Linked DNA regions of Homo sapiens: regions 1 and 3 are each linked to region 2. A link is a loop called in an ENCODE intact Hi-C map of the cell type or tissue named here. Cell type or tissue: MCF 10A. All regions are shown on one strand. Each heading gives the region's core, and the rest is flanking DNA. Links, peaks and the distances in the headings are about the cores only.

Evidence for each region. A loop is a pair of places that touch in the nucleus more often than their neighbours do. Peaks named below come from ENCODE experiments on the same cell type or tissue, not always from the same donor. Only the 100,000 strongest peaks of a DNase experiment are listed, where the experiment ranks them.
Region 1: a loop joins it to region 2, with 3 times the contacts of the local background. A loop is called at or near these places in 2 of 110 quality-filtered maps.
Region 3: it touches region 2 in a loop (6-fold over the local background); 2 of 110 quality-filtered maps call a loop at or near these places.

The regions. Positions count from the first base shown.
Region 1 is chr5:148,104,970-148,112,097 of GRCh38, reverse strand. It overlaps SPINK5 (serine peptidase inhibitor Kazal type 5), which reads right to left. Exons shown (of 33, transcript NM_006846.4): 16 at 7,098-7,128; 17 at 4,934-5,061; 18 at 3,261-3,345; 19 at 203-330. Among named protein-coding and RNA genes, the nearest start is that of SPINK5, 45 kb to the right of the region's middle. In MCF 10A, for the core only: a CTCF peak has its summit at 4,315; a DNase peak (open chromatin) is centred at 4,297.
Region 2 is chr5:147,622,803-147,633,485 of GRCh38, reverse strand. JAKMIP2 (janus kinase and microtubule interacting protein 2) reads left to right here. Exons shown (of 22, transcript NM_001270941.2): 13 at 708-806; 14 at 1,975-2,073; 15 at 3,740-3,793; 16 at 4,670-4,735; 17 at 9,797-9,865. All of the region lies in intron 3 of JAKMIP2-AS1 (JAKMIP2 antisense RNA 1), which reads right to left. Among named protein-coding and RNA genes, the nearest start is that of JAKMIP2-AS1, 68 kb to the right of the region's middle. In MCF 10A, for the core only: a CTCF peak has its summit at 5,237 (motif pointing left); a DNase peak (open chromatin) is centred at 5,225.
Region 3 is chr5:148,118,476-148,123,588 of GRCh38, reverse strand. SPINK5 (serine peptidase inhibitor Kazal type 5) reads right to left here. Exons shown (of 33, transcript NM_006846.4): 23 at 5,025-5,113; 24 at 4,531-4,603; 25 at 3,453-3,580; 26 at 3,198-3,294. Among named protein-coding and RNA genes, the nearest start is that of SPINK14, 48 kb to the left of the region's middle. In MCF 10A, for the core only: a CTCF peak has its summit at 2,331 (motif pointing right); no DNase peak of the experiment used is centred there.

The DNA.
Region 1 (7,128 bases), core at 2,129-7,128, 480 kb before region 2:
TCAAGTACCTCTCAGACTATTGAAGAACACCAGAAATAAATGGGCTGAATATATGGCTTTATAATAGTAAATTTCCAAACTCAGTGCAAAGACAGCCTTTATTATCTATCTCCTGGAGAAAACTTCCAATGTCACCCCTCTTGCCCACCCGATGCTGATCTTCTCCCACACTCAGTAGCAGCAGTGGCTGCCGCCCACTCACAAGAAGGCTTCACACATGGAGCAGGTGTTGCCGTGGATTTTCCCATCTAGACCCTCAATAGGATCATTCTCTCTGGTACAGGGGAGTCGTCCATTCCTCACATAATGACGATATTCACTGCACAGCTCCTGCCAAATGAAGCAGAAGCAGGTTTTAAGAGTCCAATAACTAAACACTAGAAATCTTCCTCCACAATACTGCTTTAAAAACTAAAACATAATGATTGCATGGAAAAGGTGATGCTGAAGGTTGATAGTAACCAAAATGCTTTTCAGAGAACTAGGTCACACATTTGGAACATGGATTGCTGTTATTTATCTCATTAGAAAACCTTCAGGTCAAATATTATTCTGCACTAGGCACTGTGAAAGATACAGAGAAGAAAAATGTATGGCCTCTTAAATTGGTAAAGGAATCTGTGGTATACAGAATAATACCGTTCCACCAAATACGTCTAAGTCTTAATACTTGAGACCTGAGAATATGCTGCCTTACATGGCAAAAAGGGCTTTTCAGATATAATTAAGTTAATAACCTTGAAATGAAGAGATTATCCTGTATTGCCATAATGGGCTCAGTGTAAGGCTCAATCACAAGGATCAGTCCTTAAAACTGCAAGAGCGAGATGGAAGACAGAGTGAGAGGGAGATGTAACCACAGAAGAACAGTCAGAGAGATATAACATTGCTGGCTTTGTAGACAGAGAAGGGGGGTCCAAGAACCAAGGAACATGGACGGCCTCTAGATTTGGAGAAAAAGAGATGGATTGTCGCCTGCAAACTCCAGAAAAGGAATACAGCTCTGCCAACCCTTTGATTTTAGCCCAGTGAGATCCTTTTTAGCCTTCTAACCTATGAAATAAGATAAGAAGTTTATGTTATTGTTGTTGTTTTCATTGTTTTTTATTTTATTTTATTTTGTTTTATTTTACTTTAAGTTCTGGGATACATGTTCAGAGCATGCAGGTTTGTTACATAGGTATACATGTGCCATGGTGGTTTGCTGCACCTATCAACCCGTCACCTAGGTTTTTAGCCCCCTCATGCATTAGATATTTGCATGAGGGGGCTAATAATATTAGATATTTGCATGCATTAGATATTTGCATGAGGGGGCTAATATTAGATATTTGCATGCTCTCCCTCCCCTTTCCCCCAGTCCCCAAACAGGCCCCGGTGTGTGATGTTCCCCTCCCTGTGTCCATGTGTTCTCATAAGTGGGAGTTGAACAATGAGAAGTTTATGTTGTTTTAAGCCACTAAAGTGTGCTAATTTGTTATCGCAACCATAGAAAACTAGCACAGAGTTTTTAATTTCTTTGAAGAAAACACATAGAGGCAACTATAAGTTATAATACAATGAATAATATAACTAAAATACTTTTTAAATTGTTGGCATAACAAGTGATAGAGTTATTAAGTATATTGCACACATGGGAAAATATTTAGGGAGCAGTTAACACACAGTCTGAGCCATGAAAAGTGGCCAGAATTTTGGTAGACAAGAGGGATATTCTGACTGTGAGTAATGGCATATAGAAGGTAAAGTTCATTGTATGTTGAAGAATTGGTGAACTCTCCAGTATGGAACACCCCACTGGACAATGAGATTAGACCAATAATGACATTAACAGCAATAAATATAATATTAAAGAGTGACTACTTAAGATATGTGTGACACTGTGCTGTTATACATTAATAAGTTTCTTGGGACTTCATAAAAATAATATACGTAATAATAATGTCCTTATCTTATAAGTGAGAAAGCTAATATATGAAGATGTTAACTGTAGGACCTTACTGGTAGGGAAATGAAGCAAGGATTTGAACCCTGACAGTCTGAGCCTAGAGTCCAGTTTTTTAACCACATTGTTTTTGTGACCACGTGATAGAAAGCCATGAATCAATGCTTGGGATGTCCCAGAAACCAAAAGGTGGCCAGTATAATTGGTGCATGGAGAACAATGTAGAATAATAGGAAATGTGACCTATGAAAAGTGGCAGGGATCAGACCATGTATGGCACTTCCAGACACTACAAGGACCTTGATTTTTACTTTGAGTGAGGTGAGAAGCCACTGGGTAGCACGACCTGCCTTATGGTTTTAAATAATTACTTTGGCTTAAGAGTTGAGAGTAGATTGTAGAGAGCAAAGGTAAGAGCAGTAGAAATGAGCTCTTCTAAATCACAGAAGGACAAAAGAAAAGAATAATGAGGACCTAAGGCATAGTCTGCAGGAATAATACAAATGGCAGAAGCGTGTAAAATCTAAAGTGCATCATGGGCCTTAAAGCCAGAACTTTTGGTTCAATTCTTGGTTCTCAAGTTACTAACTACATATAATTATAATTATATATGATATTATTTGTATCATATAATATTTATGTTAATATATAGTAAATAATATATCAGTATATAATTGTATTATATGTAACTAATTAAATATATTTCTTAACTTCTTATGTCAGCTTCCAAGTCCTCTTCTATAAAACACAGATAATAATATGTCCCTTCAATGGCTACTACAAATATCAGTCATAAAACTTTATGCCATGATGCATACAGTAGCAACGAATGTACAATTATCATTGTTATCACCATCATGTGAGATGTTAAAGAATGCAAACTCAAGACTCAGAGATGCTTTTATCTCCTCAAAATCTCACAGATAATTAAGTGGGATCCCTAGTTGTTGCTGTTTTTAAGGTAAATATTCATATTCAAAAATGTACTTGAGAAAAATCTGAACATCTGTCTCTATTAGTCTGCATTCAGACAGTAAGATAACAATCTATATATACTTCTTTCTTAGGTAATATAATTGACACAATCAGGGGAGAAAATGGTGATTGATCTCTCTCCTGCACGAGCAATTAATAGATTTAATGTGAATAAATTGAATAAGGAAAGGGGAGTACTCTTGTATATGGGGATCCAAACACATTTTCCCAGTTTGCAAAGAAACTAAGAATACTGGAATGAGGAGGAGGGAATAGGAGCCCTCCCTAGGGAGAGTGATCGTTGAATATTTATGTGGCTCTGATGATCTCAAACAACTACCTGAACTGCTTCTCTCTTAACTTTTTCAGCCTCGACTTTCCCTTTTTCTTCTTTATCATTTTTCTTCTCTTCTTCTTCAAGTTTGCTGTAATAGAAAAAGAAGATATAGGCTGAATATGATTCCCTACTCTTTTTGGTAGTACATTTTTAAAAGGAATGAGGATCTTCCAAACCAACAGTCAGATTCAGTCTTCAATACAAATTTATCTAGTCTGAGAGGTGCTTTTGCTTTAACCAATAGTACAGATAAACTTAGCTGTTTACATTCCCCCTCTAAAGAAGAATAATTACAAAACAAGCATGCATCTTTATCAGTCTGTGGCCCTCAGGTGATCTTATTTTTTGTACGTCGCTAATTTTAATTAACATTCCGAATAAAGCTACAATTGTCTTGATTTTATTTCACTGCTTAAACCTTTCCTCTCCAAGTAACTACCATATCCGTGATAAAGGCAAAGGGTGATGCTAAGTCAGATGATGGGCTCAAAATCATAATAAACCATGTTTTACTTTAAACTAAAAATTTTAAATATTATTTCAATGGAGCTAATATTGAAGTTGAAATTCAAGGTTTAGATTGCAGTAGTGATTTAAGTCCAGTTAGATTCAACTGCTAATCTTTGGGGGTTGAACACAAGCCTAATATTCTGGTATTCTTGCCATTTTCTACTGACATATAGCATGTTAATGCTGGAAAATCCTTAGCATTTACTACATTTAGTCATTACCACAACACCAGCAAATTGAACGGGTGAGAGAAAAACCCTGGCTTCTTGAATTTCAGGCCACTTTTCTTCTAGTGCTCTACTCTGTCAACCTCTCCTTTTAGGGAATTGTATGCATCCACTTAAGGTTGGATCAAGACATGTGAAAGTTAGGAGACATTAACTTTGCACCTCAGCAGGTATTATTTAAATAAGCGTTTTTCTCGGCATTTATTTTAGGGTTAAGTTCAGGAGCAGATTAAGAGCCTAAAAAGGAGAATTAGAAGTGATAATAATTAACCTCTATATTGTCCCACACGATGGAGCTGTAGTCACAGGCTTACCTACACCACTCAGCAAAACAAAGACCTTAGAAGGCCATGAACCTGGCTTAACAAGGAGACATTTTAGTAAACATTTAGGGTATGAGCCTGTTTCCTAAAGGTTTTACTCCACACTAAACCACTTATGAATGTTTGCATTATATAGTAATGTCCTTGAAAGGATAAATAACAATCCTTCCTATTCCATTTATTGTTCAGGCTATTTTAATAGTCTTTATGTACTGACCCCACAGACCTCCATCCAGCTGGCTTCTCCTTAGCTCCTATCTGAATAGACTAACAAATCATAAAATGTCAGGAGTGGGAAAGACATCAAAAAGATCATCCAATCCAAATCATGAAATTTCTGCTCTCTCTTTTTCACAAATGAAGATTATCAAGTGTTAAAAAAAAACCATTAAATTGAGCTTTTTCCCTTGACTTAATTGGAAAATAGAAGGATAATTGAATAAATAATAGTATTGTCACTATATGATTCAATATTACTTAATGTCTTATCCATCTGCTTGTAAACCTTTCTAATATATAACTCACGGTCTATACTCTACACATGCATGAAGGATCTGAGACTCAGGGGCGATCATGGATGAAGAAATTCAGTGGGAGAGATGGGGTGGACACTCACAACACACTGGCACACATGGCACACTTGTTTCCATGCATTTTGCCATCTGGGCCACGGACAGGATTATGCTCCCTGGTGCATATAAGTGTTCCATTCCTCACTTGGTCCCGAAATTCACTGCAGATTTCCTGGGAAATGAAGAAAATATTTTCTCAGAGTAGTTTTCTATCCTTCCTGCATCTTTTCCTATTATGAGGAATATGTAACGTAGAGTAAAAAGTAAAAACAAAAGTGATAACACATAGTAGTAAATCAGTAAGTATTTACAAAGCTTCCGTCATCAATCAGAATTGTCCCATCATTATAGCAGATCTGAAAATATTTATCATCAAAAACATACGTGTGTGTTGTGTTGCATAGCATGGTCTGTAAAAGCTAGGAAAGATCAGAGGTGGGAAGATTCCATAGGCAGGCTTAGATGAGAAGCCTTCCTGGAGGAAATGAGAATATTGCTTACCTGTGATTTGTCTTTAGGGGTCTGAGAAAGAAGAGAAAAAACATGCTTAACCTAAGAAATAAATATATATTTTGTCCAAGTATGGTGGCTCACACCTGTAATTCCAACACTTTAGGAGGCCACTGCAAGAGTGCTTGAGCCCAGGAGTTCAAGACAAGCCTGGACACAATAGCAAAACTCTGTGTCTACAGAAAAATTCAAAATAAAAAAATAAAATAAATTGCCAGGCATGGTGGTGTGTGCCTGTAGTCCCAGCTACTTGGGAGGCTTAGGTGGGAGGATCACTTGAGCCCAGGAGTTCGAAGTTGTAGTGAGCTTTGATCGCACCACTACACTACAGCCTGGGCAACAAAGTAAGACCTGACTCAAAAATAAATAAATAAATAAATTTAAAAAGACATATCTTTATACATAGAGAAGAGAATAAGTCTGATCCCTGGAGAAACTAACATATTTCTGGGAGTAAATTGATTTAAAAAAATTAAAAACCAGGAATGGGAGATGTGGATTTGAAGCAAGAGGGTAAGAATAGGAGTGGAGAGAAGGAGGAATATGTTAATACCACTGGAAATATCTAAGAGGATTTGGCAGCTGATCAAACATAATGGATGAAAACACATTTTCAATTCTAAATGATCAATGAAAAGATAGTTTCACCTAGTAGAAACACTTATTTAAAAAAAAAAGAGTCAGTAAGAAGGCAAATTTTAAACTGTGTCAACTTTTCCCCAAGTAATGATGAGGTTTGTACTGTTGTGGCTATTGTTAAGAAATAGAATAAACAGGCCGGGTGCAGTGGCTCACACCTGTAATCCCAGGACTTTGGGAGGCCAAGGTGAGTGAATCACTTGAGGTCAGGAGTTTGAGACCAGCCTGGTCAACATGGTGAAACCCCATTTCTACTAAAAAAAAAAAAAAAAAAAATTAGCTGGGCATTGTGGCACGTGCCTGTAATCCCAGCTATTAGAGAGGCTGAGGCAGGAGAATCACTTGAACCCGGGCGGCAGAGGTTACAGTGAGCCCAGATCTGCGCCACTGCACTCTAGCCTGGGCAACAGAGCGAGACTCCATCTCAAAAAAAACAGAAAAAAAGAAAGAAAGATAAATCTTGTATGTAGCTATTATATGAGAATAATTCAACATCTCCACACAGATAAATTTGACTCTGCTATGTATAAAATTATAAAAGCATGGAGAGTGGAATAAAAATAACTGGAAAGTCAGAGGCCCAACTTAATAATCTTAATTGGGTGCAAGAAAACCACCACTTGCTCCATAGCTGGGTGGTGACAAAGCTCAAATATGATAATATATGTGCTTTCGTTTTGTAAATTGGAATGATTGAGATCTTATACTCTCTATTTGAAATAACAGAGATATGAATAATGTAAATTGAAATTAGTAAATGGCATAAGTTAATACTCTAACAACAGAAATCTAATAAAAGCCAAATATGGGGAAAATTCCTTACAAAAAGTTAACATTCCACTTTTTATGAAATAAACCTCAAAATTTGAATAATTGTGAAATAAAATTGGTACTCTGGACACTTCTTATCAGGACCCTTTTTGTTCAGGTTAAAAATGTTCTTCATTTATTTCAGGCATGAAAATTAAACAGAAAACATTTATTCTAATAGGATAAGTAAAGAATTATAAAGAAATGAAAAATGTCAGGGCACAGCATCAGCATTCCTGAGAATATTACCTTTGCAGCTTCTCTTTTAGCCTTTGCTCTT
Region 2 (10,683 bases), core at 3,170-8,169:
TAGCTTTAAGGTGTTTAAAGAAGTGTAGAATTTGCTCACATAGCAAAGGAGATAAAGTGAGCCATTTTCAGGCAGAGCTGAGTAGCTACAGAGTTCCTGGAGTAGTCAGTTCATTGGGTAGGCCACAGTTCCTAGATTCTAGTGTTTGCATGATCATGTGTGGGTGTGTTTGTGCAGAGATGACAGTGATAATATTTAAAACTGGAAAGCTAGGTGGTAATCAGATTATTAAGGTTTTTGAATTCAGTGTTAAAGAGCTGGTTTCTTCTGTAGTAATTGAAATTCAGCAAAGTTTTGTGTATGATGATAGCTGTTAAAAAAAATTTCTGTAACAAATATAACTCGAGAAATGAGAAGTATCAGTCCCTCTTATGTATACCATTAAATTTGGTTCTAGTAGACTGTCTCTGACCCATCACAAGGGCAAAGTGAGTATTCTCAGATTCACTATTCACAGAATTCCTAGATTTTAATTCCAAGGAACAGAGATGTCTTCTGGCATTTTTCTCTGTGACTCAAAAAACTCAACCGAAGGATAACTAGAAGGAAAGCCAAAGCCAAATACTTATTTTATTCACATCTATTTGGGGATTTTTTTTCATGGTCTGGAAGACTTATTCACTGAGTAAACTGAACACTATTCATGCTTTGCAAAGTTGTAGGTGCTTTTCTCAATGCTTACCTAACTTCAGGATTTACTTTATTAGATAGAAAAACAGGAGGCAGAAAATCACCGGTTACAACAAGAACTACAGGACGCCAGAGACCAGAATGAGCTGCTGGAGTTTCGAAACCTAGAGCTAGAAGTAAGGAAATGATGATGATAATAATAAAAATAATCGTAATGATTAACATGCACAGAGCACATTGAGGAGCTAGGCGCTGTATTAAGCATTTCAGATTCATACTCTCATTTGGACCTCACAATCACCCTCAAAATTATATAGTGGAGGCAACTGAGATTAACTAACTTGCCTAAGTCCTGTGACTAGTAAGTGGTAAAGCTCTGATGCAACTCAAAACTGTCTACTTAGATACTGTGCTTTTCAACATTACTATCTTTTATGAGCAAGACTAATAAATAATTTTTAAATAAGTTAAATAATAGATTTCAACCATCCTCAACATTCGTTGTTTTTAAATACTCATGTCCATCCTTAATTAAATTTTGACTCATTAAAACATGTTACTTCAATACTTATATTTCAAAATGTGCTATATAAAAAATATTTTTTAGGTAAATGTGAATTTATAAGTAAACGTTTTAGTCCCTAATGCATTTATGAAAAAAAAGACTAAGAAGCAAGGTAACTTGTCTTAGAAAATACCTTGATTAATCTGACCAAATTTCAGGTGTTTGTTTTTTATTTTGCAAGTAAAACATGGAAACATCAGATTTTGATTGTATCCTGCAGAATCTGACTTAGGATCTGGTTCAGTGTATGTTGATATATAAAGTATAAGAAAAATTCCCATTTGATTTCTGTTATTTTGCCAGTTAGTTCTTCTTTAGGCTATTTTGAATTAGGTCTGGATAAAAAGTTAGGTGTTAGTAGGCTTCAGTGAAGAAGAGTCATTCTTTTGTAGCCCACATATCTTTCTCATAATGCTTGAATAGATTGAATATGCAAAAGGCTGTTAGCGGCCATAAAACTTCATGGCAAGACCACGCTGAGATATTTGAAAGCTCTAAATATTCATACAGTTTAAACTGGAGCTCCACTTCCTGCATTTCCCTGATCAAAAAATTTGGAAGAATGGATGACACCATCTATAAATTCTTCTTCTCAATCTCTTAGTTGACTAGTCAGCTTTTTCCGTCACATTTAATCATGAACATCTTGAGATTGAATTTTTTTCTTTTTGCCAAATGACAGTAATAAACTGCTGAAATAGCATAAAGAGACCACTGGTTTAGTGTTTAATTAATCAGTTTTGTTTTTAATTTCCATATATTCTTCACTGTGTTTCAAGGAGAGAGAGAGACGATCCCCTCCATTTAATCTCCAAATTCACCCATTCTCAGATGGTGTGAGTGCTCTACAGATCTACTGTATGAAAGAAGGTGTTAAGGTAGGCAGATATTTCATTTTTTATGTTTGTAGAAATTAGAAAAACTGGGAATTGGAAAAGGGGAGGTTACTTACGACTATTTTGTCTTTCAGTCACTGGATGTCATCATTTTGATACAAACTATGTAGGAATTGAAAATAGTCACTTCTACTAGAAAATTAACAGAATGTTTTTTAATGTGTGACAGATATACAAATGATAACAGAAGAAACAGAGGCATCCATGATTATTTAGAACAGAGTCATATGAAGAAAGACGCTGCATCAAAATTAGCCTTAATTACCTGGGAGAAATGTGAATTCGATTTAATACTTCAAGAAATATATTTCAAGTCTGCCAGATAGAAAAGTTTGAGTCCCTTTGTTGAGCCATTCTAGGTGCTATGGAATTCATAATTATGGAATTGCAGAGTTAGAAAAGGTTTGAAGTCATCTAGTCCAACATCTCTTTTGATGTGTTTAATTTAGGGAGGATTCCTCTTTTGGAAGGGCTTAGGGTTTATAACAGGTTGCATATTAAATAGAATATAATTATCTTTTTAGTGCTACTGGATATATTTTAAGTATTAGAGTTGAATTGAGGTAGCTCTTCCCCCGGGGAAATATATTGTCCTTCAGTGAAATCACATTGTGAATATCTGTTCCTGGGGTAAAGCTGGGATGCTGCCTGCTATTCCTGGTCTCTCCTTACCTTCTGCATGGCCCTTCCTGCTCCCACTCTGAGCTGCCAAATATACTTGCTTCAGTTGCCTTCTCTGTACTTATGAGATTGAGCTAGACTTTCCCTTTCCTGGTGGTAGGGCTCTACTATACTGCTGTTTGAACATGAGAAAGAGGAGAACATAGTACTAATACGGTAAAAAGTGGAGAAAACTTTGGTGGTAATATTGTGTTTCCTTGCCTTCCATCTTAAACCATTGTCCTGGTGTTTAAACTTCTGGCCTTCCTGGGTGGCATGGTAATTTGTCAACCAAAGCAATTTTTGGATTTCACTGTAATTAAATGAAAAGAATTTACTTTGCCTTTTCCTTCGATGCATTTTTTCTCAGATAAATCACAAACAACCTAATCCAATGAACTCTTTCGAATGGAGTTCAGCTGCTTCAAACTGACTCAAGGAACAGGGTAAAAATAAGATAGATGAAATTAATGCTAACCACCTTTAAAAAAATGGTACTGCACTATAGTTTTCTACATGGCAGTCAAAATTCAATCAGGTCAGAATTTTGCTAATTAGAATAAAATTGGTTGATTCTTTATATTTATTACCTATTACTTTTTTATACCTGAAAGCCTATCACAATTGAAAAAAAAAAGATTTGGCAGTCATGAGAAGAAAGTTAATGAGAATATTCCAAGTCTTTTACTACATGCTAGACTCTTTCATACACAGTCTGTTTATCCTGAAGATCAGCTCAGCCTATGAAGTAGGAATTTATTATCTCCATTTTGCAACTAGCAAAATTAAGAATGATCTGTTAAGTACCTGACCCAAGTTCACACAGCATGTAAGAAGCAAAATTGAAACTTAAAACTAGGTGTGCCAGATTGAAAACATCCCAAGGAAGTTCAGGCCCTAAAATGTCTTCCTCTAACTTCATGTTCAGGCACTGATGGAATAGGAGGCCACATTTGTCTTTGACATGAGTTTCTGCTTGATTTTGCAGGATGTGAACATCCCTGATCTCATAAAGCAGCTTGATATCTTGGGTGATAATGGGGTAAGTAAAGAATTGATTTAGTATAGATATGAATTTGCCTAAACAGAGGCAAGAGATACTTAACAATGCATCATGTGTAAAGTAAGAGCAAGTGAGATGCCATTTCACTTAAGGATGTTGCTCCTTGGGAAGAATATACAATTTATCAAACAACTTGGCTAAGGGGTTGTAAGGATCTCTGGAAGGTAGTAGCAGAAATGAGACCTGGTAAAGTGCTTTTTGCGGGCAGGTTTCAGGTTTGAATGTCGACCACATCTCCAATAAGTAAAGCTAATTATTGTCTGACTCTAGCTCAAAGGCATCCAGTGTGAAATTAATCAGTCACGCATTTGCAAAGGCTGCTAAATACTAGGGTTGTTGGCAGTGCCATAAAAATGGACCAGGAGGCTATAATGCATTTTCTTTCCGAAAACATCTTCCAGACAGGGTCAAGGCACATTAATTCAGTGGGAGGACCATTTATTGTGATACTATGTGATTGGTGCTTGTAGGTTGAAAGAATCACCGTTTTTCCCTTGAAAAATTATCAAAGGAGAGAACAGAATTAGTAAAATTACATCAAAACTTCTATGAAGAGACTGTTTTTTATTCCATTTTGGTTTCTGTTTTTCTCATAACATGACTATTAATAAAGTATGCCTCCAGTGACACAAAATCAAATCGGTGTTAAGGAGATATTTAAAAAATCACGTTTAATATACTTCTTCCGGGTTTTGATTAACTCTTTGTTCAGAATTATTACTAAACAGAATAGGAATTTGTTAAGTTTCTATACAGGCTTATACAGAATGCTCTGTAGCAGTCAGTCAGACAGTATTTTCTTTGGGGTAAATAATGTCAGTATGTTCAGCTGACGGCCTTTCTTATTTTTTACAGAATTTAAGAAATGAAGAACAAGTGGCCATAATTCAGGCCAGCACTGTGCTGTCCCTGGCAGAGAAGGTAATGAGCCGTACAAACATTTCAAATCATCTCGGTGTCTGGCTTAATACTGAACGAGCAGACTAGGGTGTGAAGGACATTCCCTCTGCACATGACTGTGTGTGAATACCTAATACACATTTTATTTTTAAGGGTAGTACAACCCAGATAGAATGAGAACACCCAAACGAAAAGTCTATACACTGATTTGGGATGGGTGGCTAATTTTTGCTTTGAAGTTCCTTAAAAATATATATAATTTTTTAAAAACAGAAAACCTTCTAGATTACATTATTTACACAATCCCTACCAAGCTGGGAAACCACAAAGAAGAATTCTGCGGGGCGATGATAAACTGGAGCATTGCTCTTATCATAGACTTATCCTGGGGTGTGTACCTACCATTGCTCCCAACTGATCCTGTGGCTTAGTAGGGGCTCATTGCCTTCTCATTCAGAAAGTCCGACATAGAGACTGTCAGGAGAAAATCAACACTGACTGAGCTCTGGCTCCACCTTGTGTCTAAACCTGGTAAATGGCCAGATAAATTGGTGTATTCAGAGTACCTCATGAATCAATGCATAAAGCCTGGCTGGATGGTATGTACCTATAGTCCTAGCTACTTTGGAGGCTGAGGGAGGAGGCTCACTTGAGCCCAAGAATTTGGGGCTATAGTGTACTATGATCATGCCTGTGAGTAACCACTGTACTTCAGCCTAGGCAACATAGTGAGACTCCATCTCCTTTAAAAAAAAAAAAAAAGTACCAGTAAATACTTGAGAGTCATGTGCACATGGTTGGATAAAATGAGAGCAAGCAATCAGCTCTCTCCAATCTGAAATGAGGGAATTCTACGGGCCAAATAACAGTTAAGTTACTCAAACAAAAGAATGAAATAAAAAACAGGGAGAACAAAGAACTATAGCTATGAAATAAAAAGACACTTAACCAGGTGTTTTTTAAAAAGGACATTTTGTTGACAACTGGAGAAATTTAATGTGGACTGGGTATCAGATGACAAAAGTAATTAATGTTAATTTTGTAAAGTGTACCAATAACCTTGTGGGTTTTTTTTTTTTTTTTTTTTTTTTTTACAGAAAGGCTTTATCTGTTAGAGATACACATTGAAGTATTTACATGTGAAATAAAATGAAAGCTGGAATTTTTTCTTTTAAAAAAACTTACTTCCTACACAGTTTAATTACAGACCTAATCACTTTCTCTGATCCCTCCCCAGCAAATGCCTCATTATCTCTAACAGAAGGTCCAAATTTAGAATTTGGCATACAGACCCTCTGGGATTTGAGTCTTATCTACCTATTTCTCTAGTGTCTCCTCTCCCTTCTCTCCCTCCATTCTCTCTCTCTTTCTCTCTCCATTCTCCACTCTTGGTCCTTTACACTGATCTTTTTACCTGGAAGATAGTCCCATCTTGCCTTTCTACCTCTGCCTGGCTAAATCTTGAGCATCAGACTTCCCCATAATGAGGAGGCCTGCCTGTTCATCCAAGCCCCCTTAGGTGTTCCTGCTCTATGTTCCCACAGTGGCCTGTGCTACTGCTCCCATGGCTTTTGACAATTGCATTACACTGTCCATTTGCATTTGTCATATGGCCCCATCTAACTACCACTAGACTCTAAGGCCCATGAGGACAAATAGTTGTGTCTCTCCACTCCCCACCCCCTGTTTTTTGCCCTAGCTTTTCACACTAGTCCAGCACATGTAGTAAGTCATGAATAAATGTTAACTGAAGGAGCAAAGGTGTGAATTTGTGAATGCTCATAAGACACCATTTCAGTGACAACACAAAGATGAAAAAAACACAGTCTGTGCCTCCAGTGCTGCTATCATCTGGCAATGATAGCAAGAGAGCCTTATTCAGCTGGAATCATGAAGGGCTGCAATTCTTTACTGCAAGAAAAAATCGCCTGGGTTTAGGGCTACAAACAAAACATGGGCTGATTCTATGGAAGATGAGGATTGAGGAGGTGAAAGAAAGGAAATACAGCCTTGTGTGTCTCACATTTACTGAGACTGATGGGAGAAATATCTTCTGCTCCCTGCCCTGTGTGGGTGCAGTACAACTGTACTTATCAGAACCAACAACTGTGCTTATCAGAACCAAGACTTGCGCAGTGCTCCTTTTGAGATAGGCACTTTCTAACTGCTGGAGACTAGGTACTAGTGTGACCTTTATTTCACACAAGGAATCTGAAGCACAAAAAAGGTAGATAACTGCCTAAGGTCACACAGCCTGAAGTTGATGGAGTCAGGATTCACACCCAAGGAGTCTGGTTCTAAAGCCCATGATCTTACGTCTTGCACCAAACTCCTCCTCCTGTGGGAAATAGGCTTTGCAGACCCCATGGGAGCTGGGCTGTCGGAGCTGAGGCAAATTAGCCCATGCCTCTGCTTACTTTTTTTGCAAGAAAGGTATAGGGACCAGTTGAACAAATACAGGGTGATGACTCTGTGCTTAGCACTGTGGTAGAAAGCTAGGAACCAGATGAACAAGACACAAGCCTTCCCTAAAGTGCTCATGGTCTGTTCAGCTGCCTTTTGTGCAGACTTTTGCAAAGCACAGATTAAATTTATCTCTTGTCTGTGGGATTCACAGATAAAAGTTTCTACATCCAAGTAATTCTAAACAACAACAATGAATGTCTTGAGACTACCAATTTGAATAGCACTCTGTTATATGGGAGTATGATCTTTAGCCAGAATTTGAGCCTAGACAAAATTCCAACAAGCAAACCCAGTTGTCACTTTGTATTAAAAATAATGGCAGTGACCTTGAGTGAGAACATATTAGGGGCTGGATACTGCACTCAATGCCATAAGTACATTATGTACTTATGTACTGTTCCTTACAACCATTCTACAGCTGTCACTATTTTTTAATTTGTATAAATTTACGGAGTACAGGTATACTTTTATTACATGGATACATGGTGTAGTGGTGAAGTCTTGGCTGTTAGTGTATCCACCGCCCAAATAATGTACATTGGGGTACCATTGTTTTTATTTTATACATGAGGAAACTGAGGCTTGGGATATTCAGTAACTTGTCCTGGATTACACAAGTAGGAAGGAACAGCAACCAACACACAAATCTATATCTAATGCTCATGATATAATGACTTTAGTTCACAGTACTCTTAAAAACATGATTTTAAAAAATATGTTTCTTGATAACAAATGGACAGCAAGCAAGATGAAGGATTTTAGGTTTTGGATGGGTACAATTGCAATATGAGTCTATTTACACAAAACCCATGATTGACAGAAATTTGTTTCAAGGGGAAACCATGTGTATGTGCAAAGAACTTAGCACCTCTCCAGTCTCGGCATGCCTCTTTTCTTTCACCATGTTCCCCACAGCCAAGGAGTGGTTGAACATGGTATCCCCTTGTAAGTATCAAGGCTGTTGTGTATAAAAGTCTCGCTGTGCTGCATAATTTATCACAGGTAACCTAGAAAGAACTATCTGGGGCTGGGCGCAGTGGCTCACGCCTGTAATCCTAGCACTTTGGGAGGTCGAGGTGGCTGGATTGCCTGAGCTCAGGAGTTCAAGACCAGCCTGGGGAACACGGTGAAACCCCGTCTCTACTAAAAATACAAAAACTTAGCCAGGCATGGAGGCGTGCACCTATAATCCCAGCTACTTGGGAGGCTGAGGCTGGAGAATCGCTTGAACCTGGAGGCGGAGGTTGCAGTGAGCCAAGATCGTGCCATTGCACTCCAGCCTGGGTGACAGAGTGAAACTTTGTCTCAAAAAATAATAATAAATAAATAAATAAATAAATAGTACCTTGTAGTGAGATACCACTAGTACATCCAATACACAATGGATACTGCCTCATGTTTTTTACTTCCTTAATCTTTACTTATTGTTAATCCCATTTGACAGACAAGAAACTTGAGACTTAGAGAAATCAGGTAACCTTTCCATGCCACCCACCCATGAAAAGCTGGAATTGAAATTACGGCCAAGGTAGTCTGTCTTCAGAACCCACTTAATTATTATGCCCAATTGCTTCCCTAAAATATAAGCTGACATTTAACTTGCTAGAGATTCATTATAATAATTTGTTCTATAAAAACCTGTATATGGTAGGGTCACATTATTCAAAGTCTGCATTCAGAGTGTTTATCAATGCTAACATAAATATCATATATTCTGAGTACTGGGAAAGATAAGTTTTTATGTGATTTAGAACACCTCCACTTCACAAAAATAATTCTTCCCCACTTTGCTGTAATCAGTTTTATATACTGAAAAATTACCGTTGTCCCAATTCTCCAGTGTACCTGGCCTTCTTTCTCTCATCCTGCTTCCTCCAACAATAGAGCTATTGGACATGTTGTCCCTTCCACTTGGAACTTCCTCTTCATTTTTTCCCAGTCATCTCTCACCCATTCTTTGGACCCCAGTGCAATTATCACTCACAAGAAAGCCTCCTATGGTGTTCTCCAATAAGGGCAGGAGTCTTGTTGATCTGGTTCACCACTGCAGCCCTAGGACCTGGTACAGCACCTGACACTTGCTAGTCATCCATAAATGCATTTGCTGAATGGGTGAATGAATGAATACAAGGAAGACTGTAGTCTTGTTTCTGAACTATGAGATAAAAATGTGGGTCAGGCACGGTGGCTCGCACCTATAATCACAGCACTTTGGGAGGCTGAGGCAGGTGGATCATGAGGTCAAGAGTTCAAGACCAGCCTGGCCAAGATGGTGAAACCCCGTCTCTACTAAAAATACAAAAATTAGCCAGGCGTGGTGGCAGGCGCCTGTAATCCCAGCTACTCGGGAGGCTGAGGCAGAGAATTGCTTGAAAGCAGGAGGCGGAGGTTGCAGGAGCCGAGATAACGTCACTGCACTCCAGCCTGGGCAACGGAGCGAGATTCCGTTTCAAAAACAAAACAAACAAACAAGCAAAAAAAGGTGTTGTTTTTGCTTCAGTTCTCAGTCTTCTTCCTGAGATATAAGGGGAGGAGACGGAGCACCTCATGGGGGCACACAGATATACACCATATCAAGCAGCCATGTCAAACACTTTTGTCTTGTTAACCCCTTAGTGGATCCAGCAGATTGAAGGAGCTGAGGCTGCCCTACACCAGAAAATGATGGAATTGGAAAGTGACATGGTAAGTACAAGATGAGATATTGTAAAAATTAAGAAAAACTTACAAGGCAAATGGAAAATTAAAGTTGCCTCTACCAGTTTTATCTGGCACTGATGAAAGTTTGTCATCTTTCCATTATTATTTTATGTACAGAAGATGGAAAAAAAATTACCAGAAGTACCAAACAATTTCAGGCTATATTCTCCCCCCAAAAAATGTTAGTTTTTGGAAAATATCCAAAACTAATGCCGAAGAAAATTGAGTTTTCTTATGTTTTCTTTCTTAGGCTAAATAATTTTTCCACTTTATTTAATTAGCAAGGAAAAATTACAGAAATGGAGGGTGTAACTCTGATTTTAAAAATCCCTAAGCCACCTTACATCCATTAGAATAACTCTTATCAAAAAAAAAAAAAAAGAGTAGAACAAAAGACCTAGTGCAGTGGCTCACACCTGTCCTAGCAATTTGGGAAGTTAAGGCAGGAAGTGTGCTTGAGCGCAAGAGTTGGAGACCAGCCTGGACAACATAGTGAGAACCCATCTCTACAAAAAATAATTAGTGGGCATAGTGGTACGTGCCTGTGGTCCCAGCTACTCAGGGGGCTGAGGCAAGAGGATCATTTGAGCCCAGGAGGTGGAGGCTACAGTGAGCTATTTTTGTACCACTGCATTCCAGCCTGGGCAACAGAGCAAGACCCTGTGTTCCCACAACCAAAAAGATAAAACAAGTGTTGGCAAAGATAAGGGGAAATTGAAACCCTTCTTTACTATTGATGGGAATGTAAAACTGGTACAGCCACTATGAAAAAAAGTATGGTGGTTGCTCAAAAAAATCAAAAT
Region 3 (5,113 bases), core at 114-5,113, 490 kb before region 2:
CTTTAAAAACTATATATATATATATTGCAAGCAAGATTATATATATATATATATATATATATATATACACATATATTGCACCACTGCACTCCAGGCTGGACAACAGAACAAGATTACATATATATAACAAGATTATATATATAGATAGATAGATAATATATATCTATATATATAATATATTATATCTATCTATATATATATATAATCTTGTTATGTATATAATATAATCTTGTTATATATATATAATCTTGTTCTGTTGTCCAGCCTGGAGTGCAGTGGTGCAATCATAGCTCATTGCAGCCTCCAACTCCTGGGCTCAAGCAACACTCCCACCTCAGTCTGCTAAGTAGCTAGAACTACAGGCATGTGCCACCATGCCTGGCTAATATTTTAAAATTTTTTGTAGAGACGGGAGTCTCTCTGTGTTGCCTGGGCTGATCTTAAACTCTTGGCCTCAAGTGATCCTCTCGCATTGGCCTCCCAAAGCACTGAGATTACAGGCATGAGCCCCCAGTGCCCTGTCCCATCTCATTTTAATACCATTTTCTATGAGGCAGAGCCCCAAACCTGTCTCCCTATGAGTGCACTCAGTATTCCACACATAAGTCTACTTCAAAAGCCCTGGAATGAACTAAACGACACTCTTCTGGCAAAACATAAAAACACGTAAACTTTCAGCTTCATTTCTCAACCACAATTTACCAAAAAAAAAAAAAAAAAAATTATTGTGCGAGGTGCTTTATCGTGTGGTTTAATAGATTTCCTTTAGTGGTTGTAAAAATCTTATAAGATAAATACGCATCATCCCCATTCTACAGATGAGAAAAATAAATCTCAGAGCTATTAAATAAAGTCAGTGTTGAATTTGTGATCAGAAACCTGCTAACCACCAGGTTATACCTTTTTACTTATTTGCTTTTACAAGTCAGAGAATAAAACTCCTATGTGTGGATAAGTATATGGAGCTGCCTTTTGTGTTCATTGAAACATAATGATCATAAAAAGAAGCCAATAGAACCGAGTCTACAGATAGGATCTAGAATGTACTAAAATCTTCAGAGAGCTACAGAAGTCTCTGGAACTTCCTGTAAGCCCAAAGAGCCAAAGTGGTGATATGGAAACATTACCTTAAAAAATAACACAGTAACCTAGATTGTACTTACCCTTCTTTCTTTAAATTGTGATGTCCGTAAACAAACAATTCCAGGCCTTACTTTTAATTGCAGCATTTTAAAAAATTCTCTGGAATTAAATACCTATCAACATATTAAATGTCTCACAACCACCATTTTCACAAATTACTGGAAGTATTTTCTTTTCCAGGTGCTCACAATACCACATATTTTTATAATAGCACTCCTCTGACTGTATTGCAACCCTCCAATTCAGTCTTTGGCTCTTCTATTCATTAATTATGTGTAGTTCACTTCTCTTAAGTTTTCCTGAATTCTAAAAAATTGGAACAATATCACCACTGAATAGATTTTGGGGAGGTTTAAATATAATTATTGGTAAACCTTATTTAACGTTGCATGTGTAGATAAAACGGTAGTTCTCTATTTGACACACACACACACACACACACACTCACACACAATCTCAATATTTTTATTTTTTTTTTAAGACAAGTTCTTACTCTGTTGCCCAGGCTGGAGTGCAATAATGCTATCATAGCTCACTGCTGCCTTGAATTCATGGGCTCAAGTGATCCTCTCACCTTAACCTCCCAAGTAGCTAGAGTTACAGGTGTGCACCATCATGCCTGGCTATTTTTTTTTTAATTATTATTATTTTGTAGAGACAGGGTCTCACTATGTTGCCCAGGCTGGTTTTGAACTCCTGGGCTCAAGCAATTCTCTTGCTCTGGTCTCCCAAAACACTGGGATTAAAAGAGTGAGTTACCACACCCTGCCTCCATATTTTCTTTATTTTTTTTTTACTCAGTATTTTCTATATATAAATATATATAGCATTTTTCTGTTCAAAATTTTTTAAATAAGGATCATAAAATTAAAAATTTACCAAGATTTTAAATAGATGTCCTTTAGAGATCATGTGAAGTTGTGCAATAAGGTTATTTTCTCAAAGCCATTTCATCTACCGTAACACACAACAGATATTCCCAAAATATTTTTAAATAATGATAATTACTAATAAGGTTTCATTTTCTTTAGCCACTACAGGCTTAATGAAAAGTTGCCCTACTAATAGGAAAAATCTTCCCAGGGAAATTTCGCTATTTATCTTTTCTAATTGGAGTCCGTCGGTGCATTAAAAGATTGTGCTGTGTAATATTCTACGTGTTGGTGTTGTAGTGTTGAATACTATTTATAAGGACCAAAACTGAACACTAGGTGGCAATGAAATGCCAGATCAAGAATTTATTATCTCAAACTCCAACTTTTCTTCTTTTTCTTTTCCTTTTTTTTTTTTTTTTTTTTTTTTGAGACAGAGTCTTGCTCTGTCGCCCAGGCTGGTGTGCAGTGGCGCTATCTCAGCTCACTGCAAGCTCGCCTCCCAGGTTCACGCCATTCTCCTGCCTCAGCCTCCTAAGTAGCTGGGACTATAGGCGCCCGCCATCGTGCCCGGCTAATTTTTTTGTACTTTTAGTAGAGACGGGGTTTCACCGTGCTAGCCAGGATGGTCTCGATTTCCTGACCTCGTGATCTGCCCGCCTCAGCTTCTCAAAGTGCTGGGATTATAGGCCTGAGCCACCGTGCCTGGCCTCAAACTCCAAATTTTTGATACTGATTTTCTTTGTAATTTTTGGCATCTGATTGCTTGATATTTATTTGTTTAAAAAATTCAGAAACAGCAGAGTGCGATGGCTCATGTAATCCCAGCACTTTGGGAGGCTGAGACTTGAGCTCCGGCAAATTGCTTGAGCTCAGGAGTTCGAGACCATCCTGAGCAACAGCAAGACCCTGTCTCAAAGGAAAGAAAAAATTCAAAAATGAAATTCACTGGCTAACTACAATAATTTGACAGTTGTCACTGGTTCTACAATTGCATCAGAGTCACTCCTGGGGAACTGAAGAGCATGCTATTTATTTTCAAGATCTGGCCATGACTTCATTGTTTACCGTTATATCACCAATGATTGGGACAGAGTCAGCATTTCACAAATATTTGTTGAATAAATATACCATACAATGAACTAACTGAATTCAGGTATTAGCGTGTCTAACATCTATTACCTCTTTGTCATTGCTCCTTTCTCCTGTATTGCTCCTTTCTCCTGTATTGCTCCTGTCTTCATCCTCTTTCTTTTTTTTTTCAGCTGCTTCCCTTTCCCTGGGGGGAAAACAATGAAACATTTCAATCAAAGTGAACAAACGCCTCATTAATTACCAGATCTGCTTCTAAAACAATTGTCATTTTCCCAAACTGGTAAGAAATGATTATTGTACTTTAAGACTCACAGTCAAAAGCTCATTTTGAAACATACTCACAGTTTTTCCTTACACATAGTACACTTATTGCCATGTGTCTTGCCATCTGGACCCCGGACAGGGTCACTTTCTCGAGTGCAGATGAGTTTTCCATTTTTCATTTGGCTTCTAAACTCATCACATGTATCCTGAAAAGATGGGAAGATTATATTGGAAGTGCTGTTTTTACATAATATTTGATTGGATTTGAGAATCAGAGGATTTCTTTCCAAGAGTCAGGCAGCCATGTAACCTTGCTGTGATAGGCAAAATAATGTCCCACAGAGAGAGACGTCTATGTTCTAATTCCTGGAACCTCCAAATATGTTGCTTTACGTGGCAAGGAGGAATTATGGTTGAATATGGAATTAAGATTGCTAATCAGTTGAATTTAAAATGGGGAAGTTACCCTGGATTATCCAAGTGGGGCCCATGTAATCACAAAGGTTCTTACTCATTAAAGAGAGAGGCAGCGGCAGGACAGTCAGTGTGAGAATGATAAAGCATAAGAAGGACTTGACTGGCCATCACTGGCTTAAGGGTGGCCACAAGCCAAGGAATACAGGTAGCTTCTAGAAGTTAGAGAAAGCAAAGAAACAGATCCTCACCTAGAGCCTCCACAAAGGAATGCGGCATTACCAACATCTTGGTTTTATCACAATCAGACCATTTAAAACTTATGGAATCCAGAAATATAAGATAATAAATGTGTGTTATTTTACGCATCTGCTTATAGTAACTTACACTAGCAGCAAAATAATGCAAAAACAAAAATAAATCCCAGTATACTTGCAAAACCTCATTTTCCCTATCTACGAAATAAGGTTAAAAGGCCAAATTTGACCAGGCTGTTGAAATAATTAAATAAACTGTAATTTATAAAAATGCCTTGTAAAGTGTCAGACTTAAAGATGTCCACTTGGCATTAGGTTTCTTCACTGAACAAGTTATCAGTGAGAGTCACTGATAACTTGGTAACTCCTGACCTTCTAAGGGCAAGCTCTAGCTTGATCATGTTGACACCTTCTTCTATAGTTTTGATCGCCAACTGCTGACTCACAGAAAGACGATTCTTGCCAAAACCCAAAAAATAACTCACCTTCCCTGATTCTGATCCAGTCCCATTTGATCTGGAGCGAGAATACTCATTTTTTCTCTCTGCTTCTCTTTCCCTGGAGGAGAAAAAAGTGAATATTCATCTTGTTAACAAATATTGACCCTGGATTATGCACTAAGTGTGTCCCGTGCAAATGACAAGAAGTCAGCTTTCTTCAACTGTGCTGGTCAATGATTCCAAATGGCCGTGACAAAGTCTTCCTAGGATTCTGGCACAATAAAGAACAAGGGTCTATCATGATAGCACTTAGAGTTCACAGAATTGTAATAGAAAATACAATAGAAATCAGCCACTTGGTTAGCTGCCCTTGCTAAGGCTCATTGTTCCTTAGAGAACGCAAGAGAAAAAAATAGAATATTTGGAAATTAGCAAAAAGAATAATTTGCATGGAAGGAGCCATAGCAAATGAGAAATAGCCATTCATTCAAGAGGAATGTGACTATATTTTAGACATGCCTGTTGAGAGAAATACTTACAATTTTGCTTTACACATGGTACACTGATTGTTGTACGATTTGCCATCAGCATCACGTACAGGATCACTCTCCCGAGTACAGCTGAGTCT